Regions from separate parts of the Homo sapiens genome. Here region 2 is linked to region 1. Evidence: chromatin loops called from intact Hi-C (ENCODE). Cell type or tissue: heart left ventricle. All regions are shown on one strand. Each heading gives the region's core, and the rest is flanking DNA. Links, peaks and the distances in the headings are about the cores only.

The links. A loop is a pair of places that touch in the nucleus more often than their neighbours do. Peaks named below come from ENCODE experiments on the same cell type or tissue, not always from the same donor. Only the 100,000 strongest peaks of a DNase experiment are listed, where the experiment ranks them.
Region 2: it touches region 1 in a loop (1.8-fold over the local background); 1 of 110 quality-filtered maps calls a loop at or near these places.

What each region holds. Positions count from the first base shown.
Region 1 is chr5:56,605,628-56,622,251 of GRCh38, reverse strand. It overlaps C5orf67 (chromosome 5 putative open reading frame 67), which reads left to right and starts at 15,996. Exons shown (of 6, transcript NR_161255.1): 1 at 15,996-16,230. In heart left ventricle, for the core only: no CTCF peak of the experiment used is centred there; no DNase peak of the experiment used is centred there; H3K4me3 peaks cover 185 bases; H3K27ac peaks cover 932 bases.
Region 2 is chr5:56,777,280-56,793,903 of GRCh38, reverse strand. No RefSeq gene overlaps it. Among named protein-coding and RNA genes, the nearest start is that of MAP3K1, 30 kb to the left of the region's middle. In heart left ventricle, for the core only: no CTCF peak of the experiment used is centred there; no DNase peak of the experiment used is centred there.

The DNA of each region.
Region 1 (16,624 bases), core at 4,323-9,322:
AAATTTGTACATTTATATATATGTTATATATTATATTTACACTTTTTTCTCAACGATGAAGTCAATTATCTTTTTTATTTTCACTCTTCATACAAGTTTTAAAACATTGTGAGATTGAGGCCAGTTTAAATCTGAAATACTATGGAATATTCATGACTGCAGCCTGACTAGCCATTTTGTTAAAGCAATTTAAATGACATTAGAAGTAGTAAAAACAACATTGATACTATGAAGAACTAAAATTAGTGAGATAAAAGATAGAATTGAGAAAAATCCAAAAATAACTGAGGAAAAGAACTGAATTGCGAGAGATTAGAAATGACATTATGGCTATGAAGAATAGTCGATGGAGATTTAATACACAGAAAATAGCAATTCATGGACAAGAAAAGAGAAAAAATAAAACATTCAATGATATAATATAAGAAAACTTTCCTAGAATGAAGGACAATCTGAATCTGCAGATTGAAAGGGATTATTGTAACCTGGGAAAACTTAATAAATAACAACCCATATCAAAGTATATTCTGGTGATGTTAAATAACATCAAAAAAGAAAAGGAAATGAAAAAAAGAAATTTCTGTAATCATCCAACAATAGAAACAGAAGCAGATCACTATTACTTTATTTCTACCCCTACCTCCATAAAAATCAGCCCACAAAAACAAAAACAGGCCAACAGTTTAGCCTGATCTCAAGCACTTCAGGATCATTTTCTGATGAAGACAATGGAATAACATCTAAAGAATGCAGAGGGGAAAGAGTGTCACTCAGCCAAGATGTCTTTCTCATGTAAGGGAAATACTAAAATATTCACAGGAATGGAATTATTCATGTACCCTTCCTGGAAAATTTTTTGAGAAACATAACTCAGCTAACCAGATTAAATGTAATAACAATGATGTAAAAAGAAAGAAAGAATCCTAACTTTATAAGTGAAATAAAAAGAACTGGAAATAACATCGAATTGATTTAGATTTTAAATTAAGGGCAATAATTTTAATTGAAAGTATAGAGAAATTTCTTCCTATACGGATACCTGAAATTAATATTTATAAAGGCAGGACTGAGCTGGTGGTAAAGTGGGGAAACAATTGGAGGCCAGAGACGGAAGAAAGGATGATACCACAGGTAGAAGTGAACTCTGATCTGTGTTTGCCTTGTGCAATATCCCCTTATACTCCCTTAAATCCCTGGAGGATTTTGTCTAGATTTCCATGGGCCAGATATTCTCAAGGGACAGGAGCAAAAACTGGAGCTTAATCCAGGACAGGGTGGATTGAATGCCTTCACATAAATTTAGAACTTCTAAAAGATGTCATCTTCAGTGAGTAAAAAATCAATGAGGCAAAAAAGGACTATTCAATTAGAAGTAATGGGAGAAAATTGGTTGTCCTTACAAAGGATAAAAAAATTAAAAATGCCTTTCTCTTTAGACCTTACACAAAAATCATTTCCAGATTCATTCATGACTTAAAAATGGAAAGGCCAAATTTAAGCCTTTTAGAAAAAAATAGGAAATATCTTTATGATTTTGAGGTAGGGAAAGACTTCCTATGCAAGACACCAAAAGCATCTAAACATAAAGGAAAAGATTATTATACTTGACTATATTAAAATCAAGAACTTCAGCTTATCAGAAGAAACCTTATTTTCTCTGAGAGAGAAAAAATAAGAGTCATAAAGAGGGAGAAGACATTTGCCACACATGTGACCAAAGGGCTAGTCTCAGAATGCAAAAGAACCCTTTGAATCATTAAGAAAGAGAGGAATAAACTAATAGAAAAATGGGCAATTTTCATGAACAGTCATTTTCTAGAGGAGGAAATACAAACAGCCAGTAAATATATAAAATATTATTGCTCTTATTATATGTCAAGACAATGTAAATAAATACTACAATAGTATCCTTTCATATCAGATTAATGACAGTTAAAAAGTCAGTTAATACCAAGTGTTGGCGAGAAAGCAACAGGAGCTTTCAAAGGCTGCTTGTGGGAGCGTAGCTTGTTACAATTGCTTTGTTAAACAATCCAGCACTAACTGGTAAAGGTGAATATGTGCATACTCTAAGACCCAGGTATTTATCTTCTATGTATAAATCTTAGAGAAACTTTTACAGGTGAACCAGGGCATGTTCAGAAAAGCGTTATTCCTATTAGCAAAAATCTTAAAGTAATATAAATATCCATCAACAATGAATTGGATTAAAAAACTTAAGGATATATATATACTGTACTACCATGTAGCAGTAAAAATAAATGAACATGCTGTATTCTATCTGTATATGTAAACACATATGATGCTGAACCACAGAAGGAAGTTACAAAAATATAGAATGATTTCGTTAAGAAAAGTTGAAACAAGGCAAATGAAATGATATATTGCTTGGAGGAAACACAGGTGGTAAAACTATGAAGAAAAGCAAGGGAATGCTCAGTGCTATTTCAATGTAGGATACGGCTGAGGGCATAGAAATGGACAGATCAGAAAGCAGCACATAAGCCCTCTGCATGGATCAGAGCACAGTGTGAGGGACATGGGTGTCATTTTTTATTTTTCATTAAGTAGTGAAAATATACTGTATGTACTTTTAGTACATACAATTTTTAAGTATTTTAAGAAGTTAAATGGAAAACTATAATAAATATGGTGAAAAGTGATTTTATTGTAATAAACTGACAAAAGTACAGGTGTACATCAAGAAAATTAATTTAGTGTAAAAAGTATTAATAAAAGCAAAGCAAATGATTTTATATGTTGGCTCAAATACAAAATTAAGACAATAATTATAAAGAGAACACATAGGAGCCAAAAAGAGGCAGCTTTTAAAAAAATAGGATGCAAAGCCCAGAAACAGACCCAAGCACATATAGAAATCCAACATGTAAAAGCAATGATAGCTCTTATTTTGATCACATTTACTAGGTACATTGCTGCTTGAACTTAAATTAACTCCTGATTTAAATGTAGAATGAAGCCATAAATATAAGACTCAGAATGCAGCTTAAATGTCACTTCCTACAGGAAGTTTTCTTTGACGTCCCTGGAAGTCCATAAATGCTCCTGCTGTGGGCTTCCAAGCAGCCTATATATTCCCCATTACTACAGATAACATTCTTCATAGCAGTTCTGTGTTCAAATCCACCCCATTCTAACCCCCTAGAAGACTATGAGCTCAATGAAGGTATGGTACTATTCTTGTTTTTGTGTTTTGAGACAGGATCTCTCCCTGTAGCCCAGGCTGGAGTGCAGTGGTGTGATCACAGCTTACTGTAGCCTCCAACTCCTGGGCTCCAGCAATCCTCATGCCTCAGTCTCTTAAGTAGCTAGGGCTACAGGTACATACCACCATGGCCGGCTAATTTTTTTTTTTCATTTTTGCAGAGACAGAGTCTCACTATTTAGCCCATGCTGGTCTCAAACTCCTGGGCCTCAAGCAATCCTCCTGCCTACGCCTCCTGAGTCGCTGGGATTACCCATACGAGGCATTACACCCAGCCCCTTATTTTATCTTATTCACTAGCAAAGTGGAGAGTGCCTGGCACAGAGTAGGTGTTCAATAAACATATGTTAAATTCACACATAAATAATCAGAGAAATGGATTTCAATTTGATATGGGGCAGGCCTATGAAAGCAAAAGCCATAGCAGCAAATAATTGAATAATTGACTACATCAGACACAAAAACACAATAATTCTATAACCAGAGAAAAGGCAAATGGCAAAATTGAGAAAATGTATGGTATTGAGATAGAAGAATAGGGAATTAGGGTAACCAGGGGTTAAGGCATAAGCAAGGGAACAGCAGGTGCAGCCAGTTCTAGGCAAGATTAGGCAGTAAACAGGCCACATATTCACTCCTGTGACAACAAGACAGAAGTCTCCACTTCAGCCTCGGACTGGTCGTAGGGCAATCCTTCATAGGGTGTAACCAATTGGAGGCCTGTAAAGGGCACCTACGGGTGTTACCAAGTTTTTTGTTTTAGCTTAATAAAAACCCTAAAGAACATTGCAATGGGGTGGGGGTGGCTCTTGAGCCGCTTGCTAGAGCCTGCTCACACTCTGTGGAGTGTACTTTTGCTTCAATAAATCTGTGCTTTTGTTACTTTTTTCTTTTGTTGCTTTGTTTGTGTGTTTTGTTCAACTCTGTTCAACAAGCCAAAAACCTGGACAACTTACAGTCAAGACCTTTCATTTGGTAACAGTATTAAAATGTTAGGCAAAGAGTTACTATCCCTCACTTACAAAAAGCTCTTATAAGTCAATAAGGAAAAAATGAGCAAAGTAATTTCATACCCACTTCATATATATGCACAAATTTATTATGTCTCGTGGTTCTGTGAATTAATGGGCCTCAGCTGGACAATTCTTGCTTGGCATCTTTCATGAAGTTGCAGGCAGGTGTTGGCTGGGGCTGCACAACCAATATGGCTGACTGGCATGGTCAGCAGCTCCTGATGGCCGATGGTTGACAGCCCAGATGAGGCTGTTGACCAGAGTGCCTATGTGTGGCTTCTCATGAGTTTTGAGCTTCTCACAGTGAGATGCTGGGTCCATCCTAACAGTGAGTATTCCAACAGATCCGGGGGAAACTGCACAGCCCTAGTAACTAGCCTCAAAAGTTATGCAGCCCCATTTCTGCCATATTTGTTGTCCAGCTAGGCGCCAAGGATAGCTCAGATTTCCAGATGGAATTAGATTCCCATCTTGATGGGGGAAGCAGCCCATGTGTCTAGGAAGTGCAGGCATTGATGGCAGCCATCTTTGGAAGCTATCTACCACACCCACATATCTGTTGCCTGCTTATTGAACTATCCTGGACAAAAGTGCTCAGATTTCTGTCCCAGGAAAGGTGCACATCTGTTCTACTGGATCTTGGTTTGAAACCACTTGGTGTTCAGTGGCCGTGTAATTTGTGCTCTGCTCTGCTCATGGTTTTATTATTTTTCTTTAAATCATAATTTCTTTTTCAAAACCAGCTTACTCCTAGAAATCTGTAGTGACTTTTTTTTCTTTTTTCAAATGACTAGCTTTGATATTCATCCTTAAGTTCATCTAGACAGTGAAGGTGGCTTTTGAAAAATGATGACCAGGTCTGCTTCCTCCCACCTTTTTGAATTGTCCCTTGCAGTTCTCAAGTTACAGGAAATTTTGTCATGTTTGCTTGCAGTGTGTGTGTGTGTGTGTGTGTGTGTTTGTGTGTGTGTGTGTTGGGGGAGTGTCACTTCACTAGGAAAGCTCTTTGAATTTGAAAGACAGTTTTGCATTTATTTGAAAGCTTTTATTTGTGAGCTTGAGTAGTCCAAAGTGTCCTTGTGTACAAGCCCCGCCTTTGCTAATTCCTATTATTATCTTGCTACAGAAGGTCATGCCAACTGCTTAATTACATGGAAAGTTATGAAACAGCTAGGGCACCAGAACATTGTTCAACTGTGGGCTCCTAAAGGAAAATAAACTCTTCTTACACTGAGAATGGCTGCCAATAACCAGGCAAGTTTGTCTGTTTGTGGCCACATGTATAGCTCGCTTGTATAAAGGCATTCTGTGCCTGGGCAAAAATCCTGGATTCACCTTTGCTAACAGCACCAGCATCTTAGTACAATAGAACCCTTTTAATTCAGAGAGAGATTATATCTGACTACTTCAAGTCAGACTTTTCCTTTCATTGAATGTAAACAATAAAACCTCTCTATGAAAGCTTTCCTGCTTCACTCAGAAATAGGCTAGTATGTTTCGTGGTATATCCCTAATCAACCGTTGGTGCGGTAAAAATGTTCATTTATTAGAGACGATTATGTAGTTTAGGTTCCTATAATCCACCTGCCCCTCAGTGATCTGCCTTCAGGAAAAAACAATCTGTGCAAAGAAAATTCATGTTCAGAGAAGTGAGGGCTTTTCATTTGGTTCAACCTGTCAGATTCTTGTTTTGGTCTAATTCTCACCTTGAAAACAAACAGCATCGCCTTTGCTTTGTCCGCCTTTATGCAAAGACCATGCTAATTCTAAGTAAACTCCTTGGAGAGTTAGGCATTGAAAGAGAAACAGAAACAGACCCCTTGAGAAAGAGTTTTTCTCCTGAAGAAGTATTTTTTACAAGGAATAACTGGGATAGCCACTAACTCTTGCTTCTACAGGAAACAGCTTGCCCTGCTGCAGAGGGTGGGGCGCTCTCTTATTTCTCTAAACACTTTTGGAGAAAAAAAAAAAATCAGGCTCCAGTGCCAAAAGACAACTTTAACCCTCAAATCCCAGAACCTAAGGTCAACCAAAGGTCACACATGCAGTGCTTAAAACAGAAGGTTGGCAAGCTCTCTCTCCAGGCAGTATCTGTCCCTGCTGAAATCGAGGCCATGGAAACAGGGCTTGTGCATTCTAAGTCCAAGGTACCTGTGATTTATGAAGTGGTGTTAGGCACTGGTCAGGACATAAAGTTAAATACTGAAAAAGGCTCCTGCTCCCACGGCTGCCCTTCCTTCTTGAAACCTAATTTAGACCATATCAAAGTTTTTATAAAGACATTCCTGATACCATTGTGCTGTAAATCCTGTCTGATCCAACCTTCAAATATTTATGTAAACTGAAATATGTCTGGAAAGAAGTCAAAACAAAACAAATATGCCACACCATCTCATTCCAGCAGGTCCTTCCTTCCTCATTTACATTCAAGCGTAAACCTCTCCAACTGGCTTCCAACTGTTAGGGCTGATTAATTAGTGATAATTGCAGAGACTATTTCTTTGAATGCCCTGATGGTCTTATGTCTTGCAACCAATTTAGCCTGGAGTTTTTAGCACGTGTGAAATGCGTTGGTAGCATTAAAAAAAAAATCATTACAGATAAGTGCAGTTGGTTTAGTCTTCCTGTGCCAGCTGTACCAATAATTAGTGCTTTTGAAATATCTACAGGTTGGTCCCAATGTATTCCTTAAGCTCCGCACTCAGCCTTTGCTTTTACTCTGTCATTAGAGTGGGCTGTTTCTTCTTGGGATCCTTATGGGTGAAGTGCTCTCAGTTTCAGATGCAGTTTGCTAATGATATTTTGCATCACTTGTAAGTTGTAGCAACATGAAGATCTCATGATCTATCTTTTAGTCCATGATATCATGTAATTAGAGAGAGTGGAAAATAGGAAAGAATTTAAAAGTGGCTGTGTACTCACATTACAGCTTTGAAACCCAAGGGAAGAAAAGAGGAGGCAGCCATTTGTGTTAAGAATGGAATGCTCTTATGCCCTTTGGAAGGTATGTTGTACTCTTTTGACACTGGAATTAAAAATGGAAGTAAATGAGCTTTGTCTACACAAAGTATGTTTAGAGAGACAAGAATGAATGAGTGAATGGGGCACTGAAACTGCATGGGGGAGTTCACTTTCACATACCATATCTTATTTGAGATTTACTACAGTTCTGGGAGGTAATGAAAGGCAGATGTTAATTACCCAATTTCTGTCCTTTGCAGGTGAGGAAATTGAAGTGCAAAGAGGTTAAGTGACTTGCTCTTTGTCATACAACTAGTGGGAGCCAAGATTAGGAACCAAGGCTCTGACTCCAAGTTTAGTCTTTTTTCCTGACATCTTGAGGTCTCAAGGTTGGGAAATGGGACAAATACAAATAGGCTTGTAAAAAAAAATGGCAGCCATAGTCGCATTCCATTGACTAATTCAGTTATATATACCAGAGCTAGGTCTTCTGGCCAGTAAGAGATGCAAATATATAGGGAGAACCCAGGAGTGATGAGAGTTCCTACAGACATGGAGTGTGCTCCTGTGTGAAGCTTATGGGGCCTTTATTTTGAATTAAATAAACATTGCTTCAAGTTTGTAAATTTTCTTAGGGAAAGGTGGTGATAATGATGATGATGGTGAAGAAGAATAGGAAGACACAAATAACAGCGATTGAAACAACAGCCAGGGGTTATATTTAGTGAGTGTTTACTATGTGTTAGGTGCTCATCTAAGCACTTTTAAAAGTATTAACTCTTTTAATCCTCCCAGCAACCCTTTGAGGTAAATATTATCATCCTAATTTGACAAAGGAGGAAAAGGAGGCATGTAGAGTTGAAGAACTTTGACCCAGGATGTCCTGTTGCAGGTGTAGGATTTAAACTGGCAGTCTGTCTCTAGCACCTTCTGAGCAGTTTTGCCTCTCAATCTTCTTCAGCTGATGCTTCTCCCAGTAGATGAAAATATATGTAAAACCTTTCCCCATGGTTTCAACTCTTGGAACTGAAGTCTTTCTCAAAACTTGCCTGACCACTATTTCTAATCCAGGTGGTGCAGAGAAGGGGCCAATAAAAGTAAATTTGGGTATTTACTGATGTGGGCTCGTAGTGGTGAGCAGCTTGGGAGAAGGAGGCTCAGACTAAATGGAGAACTGTGAGAGGCTGTCACCATGTTTCTCCCTATAAAGTGGCCAGTTGCCACACTGCCCTTTGTGCAAAGTGAGAAGACAATCATGGCTGACTGTCCTAGGCGATCAAGAGGGAGCCTACTGGGTTCTTTGTGGCTCATCAGTGTGCTCCAAATGGGGAAGAAGCAGTTGCATCCAAATTGGTGCAACCCCTCCAGGAATTAGAGCCTCCACTTGTAGATTTCTAAGGAGCTGCTGTCTCTCTGTCTGTTTCATAACTAAAAGTTCTGTGGTATAGGTCTTTTTTATAGGCTAAAGTCCTTTAAATGGGTGCATAATGTACCTCTATTGATTTTTCTGTTGACTATTACTTTATTATATGATTCAATCAACTTAGCTTTACACCATTCCATATAAAGAAATAGGTATTGCATTTCACTAAGAGTTTCATTTTAGGCATATTTTGACTCTTACCTGTATGGTCTCTTAACTTTCAATAGATATTCAGTATGCCTGCTTTCAAGTGGACTGTTTATTCAGTCTCTTCAGATACTAGAGGAGAATGGCAGTCAAAATAGATTGAAAAACAAAGGGGAAGAGTAAAAACAAATTTGAATAAATGTTTGTTTGCGACTAATGTCCTTATATTTATAAAGAGTGCTTAAGAAGTCACCGCTTGAAAGGTGTAGTATTTTGAGATTTGGGGTGCCTTATGCGGAGATTATATTCCAGCTACTCATGCCTGAGACCTGCATTCTTGTCCTCTTTGAGTGCTGCTTAGAGACCAGTTAGTTTTATAGCACAAAATCAGAAGGTGAGCCAGTGTGGTAAAGCTGAGTAGGTCTAACAACTTGTTTTAGGTTGGGTTGCTAGAATCACACCCAGTATACAAGTTATTTAGTAGTAAAGTGTTCTAAGAAGAAACCAGGAAGGAAGTGGGGAAGCAAGCAAGTAAGAAGGGAAACCAAGCAGTGGTGTGATTTCAGGTGAACTCCCATCCCTTAGCAGAAGGATGCAAAGCTGAGGGACTAACACACAGATCTGGGTGGAACATGGCAGAATTTGCTACACAGACTATTCCTCCAGGTGCAAACCCTGGACGAAGAGTCCAGATGTGTCCCTAAGGGCTCACAGAGGGGAGATATTGTGGCATAATTCTGGAAGGGGAGGAATAGACAGCTGTGCTTGGAGGCATAGAAGTAGGCAGCAATTCCCTCAAACTGTGAATGGGACAGGGCTTGCATCCCCAAAGGATGGACCATTGCTACGCTCTTTCCTGGAAGATCAGAGAGATGAGAGGACTGCTTAGGAACAGATTGCTCCCAGCCTTGGCATGAAACAACTACTTGTTTTCAGTGATTAATGAGCATCTCAGGGATGACTCCTTTGGAGAAAATCTCGAGGCTCTTGTAGCATTTTCTGGTTACAAATCAAGCCCTGAGTTGACCTGGATGGAGACCCTTGATGGAGAAGAAGGGATCCAAAGTAGGTTTCCTAATCCATTTTGGGTCAGTTTGTTGTTTTTTTGTTGTTGTTGTTTTTTTGTTTTTTTTTTAGTTTTTAATTTTCGTTGGTATACAGTAGGTGTGTATTTTTATGGATTACATGAGATGTTTTGATACAGACATACAGTGAATAATAATCACATCATGGAGAATGGAATATCCATCCCCTCAGGCATTTATCCTTTGTGTTACCAACAGTCCAATTATACTCTTTTAGTTATTTTTAAATGTACAATTAAACTTTTATTGACTATAGTCACCCTGTTGTGCTATCAAATAGTGGGTCTTATTCATTCTTTCTAAATATTTTCTGTAGCCATTAACCATCCCATCCCCACCTCCTCCTCACCCACTTACTATATGTCCTGGCCTCTAGTAACCATCCTTCCACTCTCCATCTCCATGAGTTCAATTGTCTGATTTTTAGATCCCACAAATAAGTGAGAACACACACTATTGTCTTTCTGTGCCTGGCTTATTTCACTTAACATAATGACCTTCAGTTACATTCACATTGTTGCAAATGACTGGATCTTGTTCTTTTTTATGGCTGAATAGTACTCATTGTGTATATGTGTCTTTGTAGGAAATGAGTTCACTTTAGGTGTGTGGATTTGTTTCTTGGTCCTCCGTTCTGTTCCATTGGTCTATGTGTCTGTTTTTATGCCAGTACCATGCTGTTTTGGTTACTATAGCTCTGTAGTATAATTTGAAGTCAGATAATGTGATTTCTCCAGTTTTGTTCTTTTTGCTTAGGACAGCTTTGACTATTCTGGGTCTTCTGTGGTTCCATATAAATTTTAGGGTAGTTTCTTCTATTTCTGTGAAGAATGTCATTGGTATTTTGATTGGGGTTGCACTGAATATGTAGATTGCTTTGGTTAGTATGGACAGTCTAACAATATTGATTCTTCTAATCCATGAACATGGAGTATCTTTTCATTTTTTGGTAATATGGTTTGGCTGTGTCCCCACTCAAATCTCAACTTGAATTGTATCTCCCAGAATTCCCATGTGTTGTGGGAGGGACCTGGAGGAAGTCATTGAATCATGGGGGCCAGTCTTTCCCATGCTGTTCTCATGATAGTGAATAAGTCTCACGAGATCTGATGGTTTATCAGGAGTTTCTGCTTTTGCTTCCTCTTCATTTTTCTCTTGCCACCTCCATGTAAGTAGTGCTTTTCACCTCCTGCCATGCTTCTGAGGCCTCCTCAGTCATGTGGAACTATAAGTCCAATTAAACCTGTTTTTGTTCCCAGTTTCAGGTGTGTCTTTATCAGCAGTGTGAAAATGAACTAATATATTTGGTATCTTTTTCAAGTTATTTCACCAATGTTTTATAGTTTTCATTATAAATGGGTCTGAAAAATTTTTATGTGCCCACTGTACATTTGTAGCACTGTATCTTAATTCTTACAGGATCTCAGTTGAGACCCTATAACTGTCACTCTCAGCAAGTGGAACTCACAGAGTTTAAGCAGAGCACAGCTACTTTCCTTTCCCAAACTGCCTCTTCAAATTTATCCTGGTGGCTGGCCCCTCTCAGGCAACAGATAGTGGTCTGTCACTGCTAGTCAGAAAAACAGTCTCAGTTTAGTTATTATTATGTCCAGTCAAATGTAGTAATACAAATGTACACTTATTTTGAAGTTAAAGTTTCTATCACTGCTACCCCACCCCAAGCCCAGACCTGCAGTGGAGGAGAGAGGACTGGCTTCTCCATCTTACTGCCTTGATTTTTTTCTGCCTTCTCATTCACTCTCTAGGTTGCCTTGGGCCCCTACTGGGTTGAAGCAAAGGAAGGGGAGGAGTGCAGAGGTAGGACCATTCTGACTTGACAATCCCATTGTGAGTCATCTCAGAGCCTACGTGTGTTTAAGGCTGGCTCTACCAGAGAATTTGGCAAGTTCTTCAGGTATAGTCTGCCCATATGGGGATAGCTCATGTGGTTCTCTTGCTGGTGGCATAAAGTTTCTCACCTTGGGGGTGCTGGTGGTTTGCCACCAAAGGCATGGGGGATCTGTTTGCCTCTCCAGACAGTCCTCTTGTTTAGGATCCAAGGTGATCTCAGCCTGCCGTCTCTTCTCTGTGGCTGATATCTGATCTATGGGAAACACTCAAGCTTTCTCTACTCTGACTGCCTCTGGGTGAACTGTCTGATCACAGTGCAGCCATCCCTCTTTTATTCCACTGGAGAGGTAGCCTGCTAGCCCTTACTACTCACCCTTTACGTGGTTTATGCATGAGACAGACACCCGACCACTGTGACCCCATTTTCAGTCCACACCTATTAGAGTGGACCATTTATGCCAGCTTCCCTTGATTTCAGATAAAGGAAAAGCACCCACAACGCTTACCCCATGGGTGGGAGTGGGACTCTCAGCACACCCATAGTTCTCTCCAAAAATCTTATTCTATTTAGTGCCCTTTCACTTTTTAATTTAATAGGGTGTACTCCGAATGTGGCAAATGGCTAATCATGACTAAACCCTGGTTTGTAGATACTGCCTTTGCAAACCCTACCTTGTAATCTCACATTTCACTTCAGAGTGTGGTGTCTGTTTTCTGGTCCCTAAATACAAGTTATTATTGATGAATTATTGCATGTATTGATTCCTTTATTCAATGAACATTGAGTACATTCATTCAACATGCTAATACCTAGAATATAGCTATGGTATATGCAAGAATACATATTTTAGAACTGTGAAATCCCTTCTATATATAAAAACTGTAAGTTATTGTCAATGGTATAGTTTTCATGTTGAGTGGTAATTTTGTGGATATTTAGCATAAAATGAATACATTAATAAGAAGGACATTAATAAGAAATACATTAATAAGAAATAAATACATTAATAAGAATACATTAATAAGAAGGACCACTCACGGATCAATAATGAGAATACATCATAAATCAAAGATTATAATTAATCTAATTCTGTATACTCAAGTTTTTTTAAAAAGCCTTCTTGGGGATCTCTTGGGGATCTTGGGGACACTAAAAGCGACAATCATAAACATTTATCAAGCATGACTATGTGCCAGGCATTGTGCTATGTGTTTTACAGACATCACTTCATTTATTCTTTTTAACAGCCTTAAGAGGTAGGTAGTAATAGTCTCTTTCCCATTTTATATATGGGGAAACTGAGTCTCAAAAAGGCTAAATAACTTGCCCAAATTCCCATGGCAGAGTGTGGAACCAAATTCATGTCTGGCTGACAGCCAACCTCGCCACTGCTTTCCACACATACATGTCTGAATATTTAATGGGTTGTGCTCCAAGTCAGGAAGAGATGGTATGTTGGCCTGGAAACAAGAAAGCCTTTGCAGTCAGTCACAGCTCAATTCAGAGATGGCTTCAGTACTATTAGCTGTATGATTAGGGGTGAATTCAAAGTGATAGAAACTTTAACAAATCAATCTTGACCACTGAGCCCAACTATAAACTGGAGGATGACAAGACTTACTTTTCAGTGTTGCTGTGAGAGGAGATTATGACTCTGCATCAGCAGGCACATTTGAGACCCTCAATAAATCATACGTATTATGGTTTCATTCCTGCTCTTATCCATAAAATGTCTTGTGAGCAGAGAAAAGGAGACAGGCTAGACTGGGATCTCAAACTCCAGTGATCTGGAACGTTTCCGCTTGGGGGATCAAGTGCCACTGATCTAGAACTTGTCTCTATTATGGTTAAGCTGTATGGTTGTTAAACCATGCTAGGCAGTGGAGTCACAGAGCAACCTTGGGTGAAGGGCTCAAGATCTATATATCTCCTTGAGTTGGACTTCTGAATACCACATTCTTCTCCCCACCAGAAAACACACACTTCTTCCCAGGGCCTTGGTGCTTCTGGCCAGCATGTGATTTGCATCTGGCAAAAATCTCCCTTCTGGCAGGAGAGCAGTTGTGTTTTGGCTGGGGCAGATATTATAATGCTGCAGAGTCACTCTGCAGGGGACAAAACGAGAGAAGCCCAGGGGTTTCCATCCCCCGCTCCCTGCCCCTGCAGAATTCTCAGCTGAGTGCAGTAATAGCATGACTGGGCACTTTAAGTCTGCCATTGTGCCATAACTTCCTCCTTGTCATTGCCCGTTAGCATCTCCTTTCTGAGAGGGTGGCAGGGGCAGGGCCACATATGAACTTGAATGGTGAGGTGGGGTGCAGTTGCTATTTCTTGCCAATACCCAAACTTCCAGCTGCATATTCAAGTCTCTGACTTGGAGCCGGGCAGCCAGAGAGGCAGGAGAGAAGGACCTGGGCAAGAAGAACAAAAAGGCCCCACTGCACGGCTCCATCCCCATCCTCTCTGTCTGCATCCCTCCAGTGTGGAGCTCAGGTGTGGGGTCCCCAGCACCTCCTCAGCAGGTAGCTTCCTGAAGCCCAGTACACTCTCACTCCCAGGCCTGCTTCCTCTCCACGCCTTTCCCGCTCCTCCCTGCATCTCAAATTGGTTCTTAGAACCCCTGCCACATCCAAGGAACTACTTGTGAAATACCTTTGTGATTACAGTTTATATGTTTAATTAGAAGCTGGGAATTAAGCTTCCAAACACCACAAAATGAAAGCTTGAGATTCTTCCAACAAACCCCAGCTTTCCACGAACATGGGCTGACTCATCCGTCTCCTGCTCTCCCCTGTCGCCCCAGCCCTGTCTTTCATGCTGAAGTCATTCACTTTCTTCACCTGGATTTGGAAAACTGCTGATGTCTCGTTTAGCTTCATTCCTAAGTTGTCTTTCAAAAGCAGGGACATGCAAAGTGGCTGCCTGTGGCAGAGGCAGCAGGAGAGGGGCACACTTGTTGAGTCTGAGAACTTCACAAAGACTGTTAATTAATTGCTCATTTCGACAAATGAGAACAGATTTCAAATGCATAGTTGAACGTGGAGCAGGAAGAACATCTTGCTCTTGTGACTTGGTTTTAAACGTTGCATCTAGAAGATGGGGTGATACTGAAAGATGTCACTTATTTCCTTTTGTGAATTGAGATAAAATGGTTCTAATTCTTTCACTGCTTTCTGGCTTTAGGGCCCTGCGAAAGAATGTTTATTCTTTTGCTCTTGGTGGGAATTGGATGTCTGTCGATTTAGCATATGTTTAAAATATTTTAGCTTTGGAAAACTGCCCTGATAGCCTTCTCCCTCTAGTCAAAATTAATCTCATCTTCCCGCAGCTCTCACAGCCAGTGATTCATGGCTCTAATACAGCCCTTCTCATATTCTTCTTTATTCTATAAAGACTTACTTTTCTATAAAGACTTTTATTTCTGTTTGTCTCTTACATCAAATTGAAAGTTCTGTGTGGAGAAGAACTCTGTCTTACACATCTTTGTGATTACCTGAGTCTAGTCTGGTACATTATATTTGGCAGCATTCAGTACGTATTACATTGAATCTGGAAGATCACACAGAGAGGGGGATTCTGAGGGGTGGCAACAACCACTTTTGTAGCAGACGCTGTTGGTGTCCAACCCATGTCCCCTTGGCCACCCCAGAGTTTGGCTGTAGTCACATGCTGTGTAGACAGACAACCTCCTGCTTCTCTCTGCCTGAGGGCATTCTTCAGCCATAGAAATGAGCTTGGAAGCGGCTGGGTATGGTGGCTCACACCTGTAATCCCAGCACTTTGGGAGGCCGAGGCAGGCGGATCACAAGGTCAGGAGTTCAAGACCAGCCTGGCCAATATAGTGAAACCCCATCTCTACTAAAAACACAACAAATTAGCTGGGTGTGGTGGCGGGCACCTGTTATCCCAGCTACTCAGGAGGCTGAGGCAGAAGAATCACTTGAACCCAGGAGGCAGAGGTTGCAGTGAGCCGAGATCGCACCATTGCACTCCAACGTGGGCAACAGTGCAAGACTCCATCTCAAAAAAAAAAAAAGACAAAAGGAAAAAAGAAAAAAGAAATGAGCTTGGAAGCACACAGGTTAGTCTGCAAGTGCCAGGGAATTATTGCCCAAGGAATGACCCTTGGCCAAAGAGGGAAAGTCCTGGCTGGATAAATAATCCAAAGTCCTTGCCCTCATTCCAAGGAATGTTCTGCAGTCTCCTAAGGGTTTCCTGCTAGAGGAAGCCCTGATTGCCCAAAGCTTCTTAACACATTCTTTATTAGCTTTCCTCTCTTCCCTGTTTCATATTCCCTGTGCTCCCCTGGGATCAACAGCCAAATGAACAACTTCACCTGAGCCCTTACCTCCAAGGAAGTGCCACAGGGGAACCCAAAGGCCCTTAATCATTAAAAAAAACTTTAGAGATGCTGGCTGAGCCATCAGTGAGAACATGGATGCATACACAGAACCTACATCTTGTCATCTCTGCTCTTCGAGGAATGGAGCTGGAGAGGCAGAGAAGCAATGAAGCCGAATTCTGTGAGTGGGACTTCTGCGCAGCGGGGGAGGGAATTTCTACTTCTGGCCAGGAAATAGAGCTGGTGCCTTGTAGAAAGGCTCGAGGTAATGCAGTCAAAGGGCAAGCTTAGAGCAGTATGTGAAGGAATCCACCAAGGATTAGAACCAGCCAAGGGTCAGACAAACCAAATGAGACCAGAAGAGGAAAGTGGTGTCTTGGCAGAAAGGGCTTCCAGACCCATAGTCACAGGAATCTTCAGGAGAGGGGTGAAGAAGAAGGCATGGATCGCCAGGCCCAGGAGAGTCTAAAGCTGGTTTGGTGGGGAAGAATTTGGCCACATCTGTGCAGGATCCTAGAGAGTGGGGCAGAGGAGCTGGGCATCTGCTGTCAATGAGGCCAATTAAGAACAGTCTC
Region 2 (16,624 bases), core at 6,388-11,387, 170 kb before region 1:
GCCTCCCAAAGTGCTGGGATTACAGGCGTGAGCCACCGCGCCCGGCCACTTTTTAATTTAATTTAATTAAACTGTACTGAATTGTATACTTTTTAATTTAACTTAATTTAATTTTGGAAACAGGGTCTCACTCTGTCTAGAGTCTGGGTCTCACCCAGGCTAGAGTGCAGTGGCTCGATCATAGCTCACGGCAACCTTGACCTCCTGGGGTCAAAGGATCTTCCCTCCCTAGCCTCCTGAATATCTGGGACTACAGGCACCCACCACCATACCTGGCTAATTTTTTTTTTTTTTTTTAAAGATGGCAGCTTGCTCTTTTGCCCAGGGTGGTCTCAAACTCCTGGGCTCAAGTGAGCCTCATACCTTGGCCTCCCAAAGTGCTGGGATTACAGGTGAGCATGCCTGGCCTGAACTGTACACTTTAAATGAGTGAATTAGGTAGTATGTAAATGATATCTTCATGAAGCTGCTACAAAAAATACAGGCAAAACAATAATATGCATTTTGTAAGAACATGGAAATGTCACCGTACATATTAAACACGGCAGAATGGCTGTCCATGAGGAAAGGGGGAACAGTGAGTGACACATGGGGATAAAAGGGAATAAGTAAATGAATACATAGAGAAACAAGGGCTCTTCCACCGTCTGAGGACTGTGTGGTGAGCTGAGGTGCATGATTAGCTCAGCTCTTGACACCTGTATTTAAAAAGCGAGGAAATAAATTTAAAACATTGAGTTCAATGTCACCATATTGTCAATATTTCAAATGATAGGTATTTTAGGTTCCCCAGAAACTGATTCTCTGATGTACCCCTTAATCTGCTCTCAGTTTTCATCTCTGTTTTTCTTCCTCCCATCTCCTGTTCTCAGGAAGGTGTGCAAGGTGCTCTCTGCATTTTGGTTTTTCAAGCGTAGCTTGTTTACCCCAATCATTCTTCAATTCATGATCTTAATTCGCTATCTGAAAGACGTGTAAATACCCAATAGTTTTGACCTACAAGTTTGGCCATAACATTGGAGCAAGGGAACACTCTTGCCAAACTGTTGTGAGGCTGCTGTGTTTGCCTCTTTCAGTGTTTCTTGGTTAAATAATGAAACTTTCACATACACAGTTTTGCTCTGCAATGATTTCTCTTCTGAAAGCATTATTTTTGTTTTTGAGACAGGGTCTTACTCTGTCACCCAGGCTGGAGTGTGAAGGCACAATCTCTGCTTACTGCAACCTCAACCTCCTGGATTCAAGCGATCCTCCCCACTCAACCTCCCAAGTAGTTGGGAATATAGGCACATGCCACCACGCCCAGCTAATTTTTGTATTTTTTGTAGAGACAGGGTTTCATCATGTTGCCCGGCCTGGTCTCAAACTCCTGAGATCAAGAGATCTGCCTGCCTCAGCCTCCCAAAGTGCTGGGATTATAGTCCTGAACCACCGTGCCCGGCCACATTATGTTTACTTAGTGTTTATATTACTGATTTGACCACTGGTCATCCATTTCTTCTGTCGCTTTTGTGTTGCTTTTCTATGTTGCAATTTATGTTTTAATGTACTTAAGCATTTCTTCCTGACCAAATTACAAACTAAGGGCAAAACCTATACCTTATGCTTTTTAATATTCTACTCAGCTGGGTGTGGTGGCTCACGCCTGTAATCCCAGCACTTTGGGAGGCCAAGGCGGGGGGACCACCTGAGGTCGGGAGTTCGAGACCAGCCTGACCAACATGGAGAAACCCCATCTCTACTAAAAATACAAAAAATTAGCTGGGCGTGGTGGCGCATGCCTATAATCCCAGTTACTCAGGAGGCTGAAGCAGGAGAATCGCTTGAACCCGGGAGGCCGAAGTTGCGGTGAGCTGAGATCATGCCATGGCACTCCAGCCTGGGCAACAAGAGTGAAACTCCATCTCAAAAAAAAAAAAAAAATATATATATATATATATATATACACACACATATATATATACACACACACATATATATATACACACATATATATATACACACACACATATATATATATACACATATATATATATACACATATATATATATATATACACACACACACATATATATATTCTCCTCGGTAACTGTCATGATTCTTTTCATATACGGTAGTTCCTTCTCATCTGCGCTTTTGCTTTCTGTGTGTGTGTTTTTTTAATCCACAGTAAACTGCAGTCCAAAAATATTAAATGAAAAATACCAGAAACCATTCACAGGTTTTCACTTGCATACCATTCTGAGTATCACAATGAAATCTCAAGCTGTCCTGCTCTATCTTATGTGGGATGTTTGACCTGTAGAGGCCCACCTGTTAGTCATTTAGGAGCTGTTTCACTGATCAGATCTGCTGTTTCAGTATTACAGTGCTTCTTGTGTTCAAGTCACCTTTATTTTACTTCATAATGGCCCCAAAGCTCAAGAGCAGTAACGCTGATATATTCCTATAATTGCTCTATTTTATTATTAGTTATTGTTGTTAATCTCTTACTGTGCCTGATTTATAAGTTAAACTTTATCATAGGTATGTATGTATACGAAAAGGCAGTATATACTGCATAGGGTACTATTTGGTACTATCCATGGTTTCAGGCATTTACTGGGGGTCTTGAAATGCATCCCTCAAGGATATGGGGGGACTACTGCAACAGGGATTGAAAACACAGATTGATAAATTGATTGATTGACAGTTCATGGATTTATCAAACCATCTTGGAGGCTCAAAATACTTTTGTAAAAAAGGCCTCAGCAAATACTTTTCATTTAGTATAATGTGATTCGTTTTTAAAAAAATCAGCGTATTGACCTTTTAGAATTACATAATTTTAACTCATATTTTTTTTTTTTTTTTTTTGGAGATGGAGTTTTGCTCTTCTTGCCCAGGCTGGAGTGCAATGGCACAGTCTTGGCTCACCGCAACCTCCACCTCCCAGGTTCAAGCGATTCTCCTGCCTCATCCTCCCGAGTAGCTGGGATTAAAGGCATGCGCCACCACGCCTAGCTAATTTTGTATTTTTAGTAGAGACCATGTTTCTCCATGTCGGTCAGGCTGGTCTCGAACCCTTGACCTGAGGTGATCCGCCCGCCTCAGCCTCGCAAAGTGCTGGGATTACAGGCAAGAGCCACTGTGCCTGGCCAGCTCATTTACTTTTGAACGTTTTTACCTGACTTGAAAACAAGTGACTTGTTATGATGTGCAATGTAACAACCAAATATTTATCTTGCCACCTCCTTGGGTTCTATATTAATCTATTTGTGGTGCTACAACAACATACCTAAAACTAGGTAATTTATAAAGAATAGGAATGTATTTTCTCACAGTTCTGGAGACTGGGAAGTTCAAGATAAAGATGCCAGCATCTGGTAGGGGCCTTTTTGCCGCATCCTTCTATGCAGAAGGCAAGAGAGGGCTGAATGCTGTGTGAAGCCTCTTTTATAAGCACCTTAATCCCATTCTTGAGGGAGGATCTATCACCTCTTAAAGGCCCCACCCCTTTTTAAAACAGGTTTTTGGGGAACACGTGGCGTTTGGTTACACGGATAAGTTCTTTAGTGGTGATTTCTGAGATTTTGGTACACCCATCACCCCAGCAGTGTACACTGTACCCAATGTGTAGTCTTTTATCCCGTGCCCCCTTCCCACCCTTCTCCACTAAGTACCCAAAGTCCATTGTGTCACTCTTAGGCCTTTGCATATTCATAGCTTAGGTCCCACTTATAAGTGAGAACATACGATGTTTTGTCTTCCATTCTTGAGTTACTTCACTTAGAAAAATGGTCTCAATTCCATCCAGGTTGCTGTGAATGCCATTATTTCTTTCCTTTTTATGGCTGAATAGTATTCCATGGTGTGTGTGTGTGTGTGTGTGTGTACACACATATATATATACACACACACATATATATACACACATAAATGTGGTATGTGTATATATGTATACATATATACACACATAAATGTGGTGTGTGTATACATATACTATATATGTATATACACATATATGTTGACTTTATCCATTCATTGACTAATGGGCATTTGGGCTGATTCCATATTTTTGCAATTGCAAATTGTGCTGCTATAAACATGCGTGTGCAAGTATCTTTTTTGTATAATGACTTCTTTTCTTCTGGGTAGATAACCAGTAGTGGGATTGCTGGATCAAATGGCAGATCTACTTTTAGTTCTTTAAGGAATCTCTGCACTGTTTTCCGTAGTGGTTGTACTAGTTTACATTCCCACCAGCAGTGTAAAGGTGTTCCCTTTTCACCACATACTATTTTTTTATTTTTAAATTATGGTAAAGGCCCCACGTCTTAATTCTGTTACATTGGCAACACTTGAATTTTGGAGGAGACACATTCAAACCATAGCAGGTATTGCATAGAATATCATAGAAAGACAGTTTCTGCCTGCAACAAGTTTGCTAAAACCAGTTCATAAAAATAGCCCTTTGGTAAGATTACATAGACTTAAAATTAATTGGTTTAAAGCTATACCCACTGGTACAACTAAATTTATTTCTGAAACATAAATGTTCATATTCTTACATGACCTTTATTTGCAAAGATATCTGTAGCATTGGCTGGGAAAAGTATTTCAGCAATTTTCTTTTAGTAACTGCATTTTATCAAACATAACAAAGACAGTCCTGAGGCTGTACGGTCTCTTTTAAAAAAGGGTTCATGTAGCATATTCAGAAGGTCACAGTTCGAAATTCCACTGATGTTGGCCAGTTGCTGTGGCTCATGCCTGTAATCCCAGTACTTTGGGAGGCCGAGGCGGGTGGATCACCTGAGGTCAGGAGTTCAAGACCAGCCTGGTCAACATGGTGAAACCCTATTTCTACTAAAAATATAAAAATTATTTGGGCATGGTGTCACACACCTGTAGTCCCAGCTACTCGGGAGGCTGAGGCAGGAGAATCGCTTGAAACTGGGAGGCAGAGGTTGCAGTGAGCTGAGAGTGCGCCACTGCATTCTAGCCTGGGGGACAGACCAAGACTCCATCTCAAAAAAGAAAGAAAACAAAATTCCACTGATGTCTTACATTCTAGTCTTGTGACAAAGAGTGGAAGAGTGTGAATGAACATTTCAGTGGTAGGCTTCAGCTCTGTAGTATTACTCAATTACTTGGATGTTTGCTGCTTCAGACTAGAATCTGAGTCTTGAAACCAGTGAGAAAACTTAGCAACCTTTAGTAGTCTTTCCTAGTCACCTGGTAGGTTTAAAATTATGGATTGCTTTAAAGAGCCCTTTAGCTCCCTAATTGATAGCTGAGCCAGTGCAAGATGCCCAACAGATTATGACATGTTCAGGGCACCAGCAAAGCAGGGGCACCCCCACCCTAAAAATAAACAAGTTAGCTTTGACAGATTTGTTCAGAACTTTGCACAAAAAATGTTGGAAGAAACTCTATTGATTTCAGCATGCATGGAAATTTTGCATCATAATAAAATGTTGAATTACCACTGGTGGGATGGTAGGACTCCATCATCTTTTCAATGTTTAGGGCCTCCCAAGGGTCTGGCTACAAGAAGCCACACACTATATGTATAAAGTCACATGAAAATTCTTTAGCTCTCAATACACAAGTTGAATCCAATTTTTGCAGGTATTATCTAAAATTAAGATAATGTTTTAGAGGCTGAAAGGAACTATGAGAAGTATACATGTGGAGAACTTTTCCTACCAGAAAGAAATCAATTGGAATTAGGGCCCAGATGTTTCTGAAAGCTGAACAACCACTTCTGTCTTTATTCAAGAACTGCCTCCTACATGGATTTTTGGGGGATAAATTACTGACCTCTTTTGTTCCTTTATAGCCTTTAAATCCATTTCTACACCCCTCACACCCCACCACCAAAAAATACAGGAAATCCTCTTCTTTTGTGTTTACCCTGCTCCATAATCAGCTAAAAGGTTTTGTTTGTACATTTTTTTGTTTTCATTTTCTTCATAATTTTATAGATATTTCATATCACAACGAAAGTTAAGAAAAATTAAGTTTTCTACTTTTTAAATTACTTTTTAAAGAATGCTTTTCTTGGCCAGGTGCAGTGGCTCACGCCTGTAATCCCAGCACTTTGGGAGGCCGAGGTAGGTGGATCACTTGAAGTCAGGAGTTTGAGACCGGCCTGGCCAACATGGTGAAACTGTGTCTCTACTAAAAATATAAAAATCACCCAGGCGTGGTGGTGCACACCTGTAATGCCAGCTACTCAGGAGGCTGAGGCATGAGAATCGCTTGAATCCAGGAGGTGGAGGTTGCAGTGAGCCGAGATCGTGCCATTGCACTCCTGCCTGGGTGACAAAGTGAGTCTCCGTCTCAAAAAAAAAGAAAAAAAAAAAGCTTTTCTCATATGTGCTTAAGGAAATGTACATTTAGTTGACTACTTGAAACAAAATTTTAGGAACACAGAAATAAATGAAACATTTTTTGTTTTTTGAGATGGAGTCTTGCTCTATCATCCAGGCTGGAGTGCAGTGGCACAATCTCAGCTCAGGCAACCTCCGTCTCCCGAGTTCAAGTGATTCTCCTGCCTCAGCCTCCCGAGTAGCTGGGACTACAGGTGTGTACCACCAAGCCCAGCTAAGTTTTGTAATTTTAGTAGAGATGGTGTTTCACTATGTTGGCCAGGATAGTCTTGATCTCTTGATCTCTTGACCTCGTGATTCACCCGCCTCAGCCTTACAAAGTGTGGGATTACAGGCGTGAGCCATGGTACCTGGCCAATATTTTATTTTTAATATTTTAAAATTATATAAAATTACAAAAAGTTGTGGCAGTAGTAGAGAGTTTGATACCAACTAGTTTTTATTTTATTTGATTTATCCAACTAGTTTTAATATGTGCTAATATTTTGCCACTCTTGCTTCAAAATTTTTTTGAATAAATAAAATAGATATGGATGAAGACCTCCCTTTCCTATTATCTATCCGATACCCAATGGTAATTGCCAGCCTGAAGTTGGTGTATATGCTTCTTGTCCACATCTTTTATGCTCTGACTATATTATGCTCCCAATACAAAATATTGCTTTATGATTTGTATATATTAATCTTGAAACATTGATTTTGAGATTTAATCACGTTGATGCAAGTAGTACTATCTCATATGTTTTAAGATTCTATAGTGTTTCACTGTGTAAATGCACTTAATTTATGTATTGATATATCAATTAAGATTTGAGTTATTTCCAGTTTTTCCCTAAAACAAAGGTTGCTACTGGGGAAGATCCTCAGATAGCTTTCCTATGATGATGCCCACAGGGACTCTAGCTCAGTTCCTAGAAGTAGAATTGCTAGTTTGTAGGGAATGAAAATTTATTTGACTAGATATTGCCAAGTTTTACAATTGACATTGGGGATGCTCATTTCTGTACACACTCCTCCATCAGACTTTAATTTTTCTGCCAGTCGTTGAAGTATCAAATAGTGTTTCATGTTGTTTTCATTTGCATTTCCCTGATTGCCGATGAGAAACAATCTTTTCACATACCATTCTTATGTGAACTATCTGTTCTTACTCTTTGCCTGTTTTTAAAAAATAGTTGTCTTCATGTTGATTTGTAGGATTTTAAGAAATTTATGCTAGGGATACTAGATTTTGAGAACTTTACATTGCATGTGTGTTCTCTTAGTATGTGATTTGTCTTTTAATTTTTTGTATGATGTCTCTTGTTGCCTAAACACTTAATTTTAGTGCAGTCAAATGTTTTATGTTTATTATTTATATTTATATATCTTTTTTTGTTGTTGTTTTTTGAGACAGAGTCTTGCTTTGTCACTCAGGCTGTAGTGCAGTGGTACAATCTCAGCTCACTGCAACTTTTGCTTCCCAGGTTCAAACGATTCTGGTGCCTCAGCCTCCCGAGTAGCTGGGATTACAGGCGCCCGCCATCACGCCTGGCTAATTTTTGTATTTTTAGTAGAGATGGGGTTCCGCCATGTTGGCCACGCTGGTCTCCAACCCCTGACCGCAAATGATCTGCCCGCCTTGGCCTCCCAAAGTGCTGGGATTACAGGCGTGAGCCACTGCGCCTGGCCCTATTTATACTTATATTTTTAATCAGCATAGATTTAAACGTGTAATATTGTGAGGTAAGCCCTAATTTATTGTTCCTGATTTAATACGGCCTAATTTACTGTTCCATATGGATTGCTAGTTAGAATAGTATACCCCTTCCTCCACTGATTGAGAGTTATCGTTACTGTGCTCTATAGAGACTGCAGTGGTTCTAACATTGTAACATATATCAGAATCACCTGAGGACTTGTTAAAAATGTAGATTTCTTGCCTCCACCCCAAGTTTTTGATTCAGTAGGTCTTGGGCTTGGGTGTGGTCTGAAAATTTGTTTCTCCAATAAATTCCCAGGGATGCTGATGCTGCTTGTCCTAGGACCACACTTTCAGAACCAGAGGAACCAACATGTTTTGTTAATATCTCTTGACATCAATGCCTTGAGGAAACTTAAATTTAAGCCTATTTTATAGATGAGGAACCTGGTGAGGCAATCAATTAGGTGATTTTCCAAGGTTTGTACTAACAAGTTAGAATTGGAGACTGCTGGCCGGGCACGGTGGTGCACACCTGTAATCCCAGAACTTTGGGAGGCTGAGGAGGGCAAATCACCAGGTCAGGAGTTCAAGACGAGCCTGAACAACATGGTGAAATCCCGTCTCTACTAAAAATACAAAAATTAGCCAGGCGTGGTTGCACACACTTGTAGTCCCAGCTATTCAGGAGGCTGAGGCAGGAGAATCACTTGAAACTGGGAGGCAGAGGTTGCAGTGAGCTGAGATGCACCACTGCACTTCAGCCTGGGCGACAAAGACAGACTCTGTCTCAAAATAAATAAATAAATAAATAAATAAATAAATAAATAAATAATTGAAGACTGCCGTAATTTCTTTACTTGGTTTTGTTTCCTACAACATGTAACTAGTATTAAATCATAACAAGATTTAAATTTTTTAAGAAAACACCAGTTTTTTCTTTACTTGAAAATTATATCTTTACGTATTTGGTTCTATCTCTTAAAAATAACTATTTCAAATGACGGTTGTCTGGCCTTAGGTAACATGACAAATAGAATGCATAAAATGAATACAAAGGTCGAATGTAAACATTATTGGAAAACAAATTGAAGTACTATGTTCATTAAATAGAAAAGGATAATAAACGGAAGTCTTATGGTCTATCTAAAGTCAAATAACTCAATCATAAAAGGATTAGTCATAGACTATGTGCTAAGTAAATCTTTATTTAACAACTACTTATCTTATTAAATCTCTTTGTTTTAGTCAGATACGTGGTAAGTGCGATATCATCATGGGCTCTTTCCCTAGGTCTTGCTACTCAGGAGGTGGCTTGAGGACTAGCTGTGTAGACATCACCTGTGAGCTCATCAAACTGCAGAATCTCGGGCCCCACCCCAGACCTCCTGAATCAGAATCTGCTTTTTAACATCCGCAGTTGGTTCAAATGCACATTAAAGTCTGAAAGTTCTGAGATTCTGCATTTCTAAGATGCTCTTAGGTGATGTCGATGCTGTGTTGAGGGTCCTCTTAACTACACTTAATGTGGCAGAACTCTGCCCTCCTCTCTACTCATTAAAACAAACAATATCTTTAAAGAATACTAACTTTGCTAAGTAGTTTAATAGTGAATCCCTTCAGTAAAGATTTATGGACACTACAGTGGATATTATCCCGAAGAGAGAAAAATAAAGACAAGACAGGCACAGCTCTCAGAGTGAAATAACAAGTTTGGTAGTCAGTGTTATAGAACAATGGTAATTGTATCTGATTGCTAAAAGAAAGTCCCAAAGAACAACACTAATCAGCTGAAATATAGTTATAACAAAGGAAGTCCAGAATTTGACTTCTATAGAACTGTTTTCCATTTGACAGAATATAAAGCAATGGAAAACAGATAAAATTATACATTATTTAGATGAAACCTATCACATTACATTGAGTACATCATTAGACTTGTAAAAGCAATTCTGCAGTTACTGTTTTGATTCAGAGGCTTTTGTATCTTAAGCTACACTAAGTACAGAAGCAATTGGTATGAAATATATACACTTTTTTTTTTTTTGAGACAAGGTTTTGCTCTATTGCCCAGGCTGGAGTGCTAGAGTGCAGTGGCATGATCTCTGCTCACTGCAGCCTCCACCTCCTGGGCTTAAGCAAGATACACATTTTAATAGAATGTGTATTTGAATCAAAGTGCCTTGAAGTTTTTCCAGCTTCAAATATAGGAGGAAACTTTTCAAGGTTTAGTTCCCATATCTCAGCGCTGATTTGTGCCACTCAAAATGAATAAAACATAGACTCTTGGTTTGAGTATAAACGTCCAACAGTCTTACAGTCTGGGTAGTTTGTGTTGTGACAAAGCATATTACTAATGCAACTGTTACCACATACAGTGGATTAAGACTGGATTAAAACCTGGATTCCACTTCAGAAAAGGCAAGTCTATTATCCATTCATTCATTCACTCATCTTTTTCTTCCCCTGGAGGTATCCAGGCTACATTTGTAATGAACTAGGTTTCCTGTTGATGCCAGAGCATAAGGCAGATTCTCTTTTTGTTTTGTTCTTTTTATGAGATAAAACACAAATTCCTGACAAGACGTATTATTTCCATAAACAACATTCCTTTCTTTTTCACCTTTTTTGGTTTCTGCAGGGTTTGAAATGCTCATGAGTGGGATAGTATTTCCTCCCTGAAAAGGCTTGGATAACATCAAGAGATAATTTTTTTTCTATATGTTGGTTAGCAAGAGAGAATTAGCTCATTAAGAAGAAAGTCTGTGAATATTTTTATTGTTAGGTGAGATTTTCATCCCTATTTCAAGGACATTCAAATTCCAATGGCTATCTAGTAAGTTGGGATAAATCCATCTATCCATCCATCCATTTTTAAAAATTGTTTTTTCTTTCATCCAACTATCCATCCAACAAGCGCCTACCACATACTTTTTAGGTACCAGGCACTGTGCTCAATACTGTTATGTAAATACAAAACTACTTCAGTCCTTGTTCTAAAGCAGTTTTCAGCTTAACAGGGGAGGCAAGTATTCAAAGCAACAATTACAATATAGTAAGATACATGCGATTATGCAGGTGTTATGGAAGCTAATGCATAGGCATCCTGATTACTTACTGATTAGCATGATAATACCTTGCCAGGCCTTCAGGTTTTAGATGAGCTAGATTCTAGCTCCAGACTGCCTAGGTTTAAATCCTACCCCTGATACTTGGTAATTGTGTAGCCGTGGACAAGTTAGGTGATCAGTCTGTACCTCAATTTCATCATCTGTGAAGTGGAGATAATAATTATACCTGTTGCATAAGGCTGATACCAAGGTAAAACAAGTTAATATATGTAAAGAACTGGAATTAGTAATATTTAGCAGTATTTACATACACTATGTAAATGTTAATTATAGAGGAGGTTCCAAGATGGCCAAATAGGAACAGCTCCAGTCTGCAGCTCCCAGCATGAGCGACGCAGAAGACTGGTGATTTCTGCATTTCCAACTGAGGTACCGGGTTCATCTCACTGGGGTTTGTCAGACAGTGCAGCCCACGGAGCAGGGCAGGGCATTGCCTCACCCAGGAAGTGCAAGGGATTGGGGAATTCCCTTTCCTGGTGAAGGGAAGCCGTGACAGACGGTACCTGGAAAATCAGGACACTCCCACCCTAATACTGCGCTTTTCCAATGGCCTTAGCAAATGGCACACCAGGAGATTATATCCCGCGCATGACTTGGAGGGTCCCACGCCCACGGAGCCTCGCTCACTGCTAGCACAGCAGTCTGAGATTGAACTGCAAGGTGGCAGTGAGGCTAGGGGAGGGGCGTCCACCATTGCTGAGGCATGAGTAGGTAAATAAAGCGGCTGGGAAGCTTGAACTGGGTGGAGCCCACCACAGCACAAGGATGCCTGCCTGCCTCTGTAGACTCCACCTCTGGGGGCAGGGCATAGCTGAACAAAAGGCAGCAGAAACTTCTGCAGACTTAAACGTCCTTGTCCGACAGCTTTGAAGAGAGTAGTGGTTCTCCCAGCACAGAGTTTGAGATCTGAGAAAGGACAGACTGCCTCCTCAAGTGGGTCCCTGACCCCTGAGTAGCCTAACTGGGAGAAGCCTCCCAGTAGGGGCCGACTGACACCTCATACAGCCTGTGCCCCTCTGAGATGAAGCTTCCAGAGGAAGGATCGGGCAGCAACATTCGCCATTCTGCAATATTTGCTGTTCGGCCACCTCGGCTGGTGATACCCAGGCAAACAGGGTCTGGAGTGGACCTCCAGCAAACTCCAACAGACCAGCAGCTGAGGGTCCTGATTGTTAAAAGGAAAACTAAGAAATAGAAAGGACACCCACACCAAAACCCCATCTGTACATCACCACCATCAAAGACCAAAGGTAGATAAAACCACAAAGATGGGGAGAAACCAGAGCAGAAAAGCTGAAAATTCTAAAAATCAGAGTGCCTCTTCTCCTCCAAAGGAACACAGCTCCTCACCAGCAACGGAACAAAGATGGACAGAGAATGACTTTGACGAGTTAAGAGAAGAAGGCTTCAGACGATCGGTAATAAGAAACTTCTCTGAGCTAAAGGAAGAGGTTCAAACCCATCACAAAGAAGCTAAAAACCTTGAAAAATGATTAGACAAATGGCTAGCTAGAATAAACAGTGGAGAGAAGTCCTTAAAGGACCTGATGGAGCTGAAAACCACGGCACAAGAACTACGTGACGTATGTACAAGCTTCAGTAGCTGATTTGATCAAGTGGAAGAAAGGGTATCAGTGATTGAAGATCAAATGAATGAAATGAAGTGAGAAGAGAAGTTTAGAGAAAAAAGAGTAAAAAGAAATGAACAAAGTCTCCAAGAAATACGGGACTATGTGAAAAGACCAAATCTACGTCTGATTGGCATACCTGAAAGTGACGGGGAGAATGCAAACAAGTTGGAAAACACTCTTCAGGATATTATCGCAGAGAACTTCCCCAACCTAGTGAGGCAGGCCAACATTCAAATTCAGGAAACACAGAGAATGCCACAAAGATACTCCTCGAGAAGAGCAACTCCAAGACACATAATTGTCAGATTCACCAAAGTTGAAATGAAGGAAAAAATGTTAAGGGCAGCCAGAAAGAAAGGTTGGGTTACCCAAAAAGGGAAGCCCATCAGACTAACATCAGATCTCTCAGCAGAAACTCTACAAGCCAGAAGAGAGTAGGGGCCAATATTCAACATTCTTAAAGAAAAGAATTTTCAACCCAGAATTTCATATCCAGCCAAACTAAGCTTCATAAGTGAAGGAGCAATAAAATCCTTTACAGACAAACAAATGCTGAGAGATTTTGTCACCACCAGGCCTGCCTTACAAGAGCTCCTGAAGGAAGCACTAAACATGGAAAGGAACAACCAGTACCAGCCACTGCAAAAACATGCCAAATTGTAAAGACCTTCAATGCTAGGAAGAAACTAACGAGCAAAACAACCAGCTAACATCATGACAGGATCAAATTCACACATAACAATATTAACCTTAAATGTAAATGGGCCAAATGCTCCAATTAAAAGACACAGACTGGCAAATTGGATAAAGAGTCAAGACCCATCAGTGTGCTGTATTCAGGAGACCCATCTCACGTGCAGAGACACACATAGACTCAAAATAAAGGGATGGAGGAAGATCTACCAAGCAAATGGAAAACCAAAAAAAAAAAAAAAAAAAAAAAGCAGGGGTAGCAATCCTAGTCTCTGATAAAACAGACTTTAAACCAACAAAGATCAAAAGAGACAGAGGAGGCCATTACATAATGGTAAAGGGATCAACTTAACAAGAAGAGCTAACTATCCTAAATATATATGCACCCAATACAGGAGCACCCAGATTCATAAAGCAAGTCCTTAGAGAACTACAAAGAGACTTAGACTCCCACACAATAATAATGGGAGATTTTAACACCCCACTGTCAACATTAGACAGACCCATGAGACAGAAAGTTAACAAAGACATCCAGGAATTGAACTCAGCTCTGCACCAAGTGGACCTAATAGACATCTACAGAACTCTCCACCCCAAATCAACAGAATATACATTCTTCTCAGCACCACACCACACTTATTCCAAAATTGACCACATAGTTGGAAGTAAAGCACTCCTCAGCAAATGTAAAAGAACAGAAATTATAACAAACTGTCTCTCAGACCACAGTGCAATCAAACTAGAACTCAGGATTAAGAAACTTACTCAAAACTACACAACTACATGGAAACTGAACAATCTGCTCCTGAATGACTACTGGGTACATAACGAAATGAAGGCAGAAATAAAGATGTTCTTTGAAACCAATGAGAACAAAGACACAACATACCAGAATCTCTGGGACACATTTAAAGCGGTGTGTAGAGGGAAATTTATAGCACTAAATGCCCACAAGAGAAAGCAGGAAAGATCTAAAATGGACACCCAAACATCACAATTGAAAGAACTAGAGAAGCAAGAGCAAACACATTCAAAAGCTAGCAGAAGGCAAGAAATAACTAAGATCAGAGAAGAACTGAAGGAGATAGAGACACAAAAAGCCCTTCAAAAAATCAATGAATCCAGGAGCTGGTTTTTTGAAAAGATCAACAAAATTGACAGACCACTAGCAAGACTAATAAAGAAGAAAAGAGAGAAGAATCAAATAGCTGCAATAAAAAATGATGAAGGGGATATCACCACCGATCCCACAGAAATACATACTACCATCAGAGAATACTATAAACACCTCTAAGCAAATAAACTAGAAAATCTGGAAGAAATCGATAAATTCCTGGACACATACACCCTCCCAAGACTAAACCAGGAAGAAGTTGAATCCCTGAATAGACCAATAAGAGGCTCTGAATTTGAGGCAATAATTAATAGCCTACCAACCAAAAAAAGTCCAGGACCAGACGGATTCACAGCCCAATTCTACCAGAGGTACAAAAAGGAGCTGGTACCATTCCTTCTGAAACTATTCCAATCAATAGAAAAAGAGGGAATCCTCACTAATTCATTTTATGAGGCCAACATCATCCTGATACCAAAGCCTGGCAGAGACACAACAAAAAAAGAGAATTTTAGACCAATATCCCTGATGAACAACAATGCAAAAATCCTCAATAAAATACTGGCAAACCGAATCCAGCAGCACATCAAAAAGCTTATCCACTATGATCAAGATGGCTTCATCCCTGGGATGCAAGGCTGGTTCAACATACGCAAATCAGTAAACATAATTCATCATATAAACAGAACCAAAGACAAAAACCACATGATTATCTCAATAGATGCAGAAAAGGCCTTTGACAAAATTCAACAGCCCTTCATGTTAAAAACTCTCAATAAACTAGGTATTGATGGGACGTATCTCAAAATAATAAGAGCTATTTATGACAGACCCACAGCCAATATCATACTGAATGGACAAAAACTGGAAGCATTCCCTTTGAAAACTGGCACAAGACAGGGATGCCCTCTCTCACCACTCCTATTCAATATAGTGTTGGAAGTTCTGGCCAGGGCAATCAGGCAAGAAAAAGAAATAAAAGGTATTCAATTAGGAAAAGAGGAAGTCAAATTGTCCCTGTTTGCAGATGACATGATTGTATACTTAGAAAACCCCATTGTCTCAGCCCAAAATCTCCTTAAGCTGATAAGCAACTTCAGCAAAGTCTCAGGATACAAAATCAATGTGCAAAAATCACAAGCATTCTTATACACCAATAACAGACAAACAGAGAGCCAACTCATGAGTGAACTCCCATTCACAATTGCTTCAAAGAGAACAAAATACCTAGGAATCCAACTTACAAGGGATGTGAAGGACCTCTTCAAGGAGAACGACAAATCACTGCTCAAAGAAATAAAAGAGGACACAAACAAATGGAAGAACATTCCATGCTCATGGATAGGAAGAATCGATATCGTGAAAATGGCCATACTGCCCAAGGTAATTTGTAGATTCAATGCCATCCCCATCAAGCTACCAATGACTTTCTTCACAGAATTGGAAAAAACTACTTTAAACTTCATATGGAACCAAAAAAGAGCCCGCATTGCCAAGTCAATCCTAAGCCAAAAGAACAAAGCTGAAGGCATCACGCTACCTGACTTCAAACTATACTACAAGGCTATAGTAACCAAAACAGCATGATACTGGTACCACAACAGAGATATGGACCAATGGAACAGAATAGAGCCCTCTGAAATAATACCACACATCTACAACCATCTGATCTTTGACAAACCTGACAAAAACAAGAAATGGGGAAAGGATTCCCTATTTAATGAATGGTGCTGGGAAAACTGGCTAGCCATAGGTAGAAAGCTGAAACTGGATCCCTTCCTTACACCTTATACGAAACTTAATTCAAGATGGATTAAAGACTTAAATGTTAGACCTAAAACCATAAAAACCCTAGAGGAAAACCTAGGCAATACCATTCAGGCCATAGGCATGGGCAAGGACTTCATGACTAAAACACCAAAAGCAATAGCAACAAAGCCAAAATTGACAAATGGGATCTAATTAAACTAAAGAGCTTCTGCACAGCGAAAGAAAA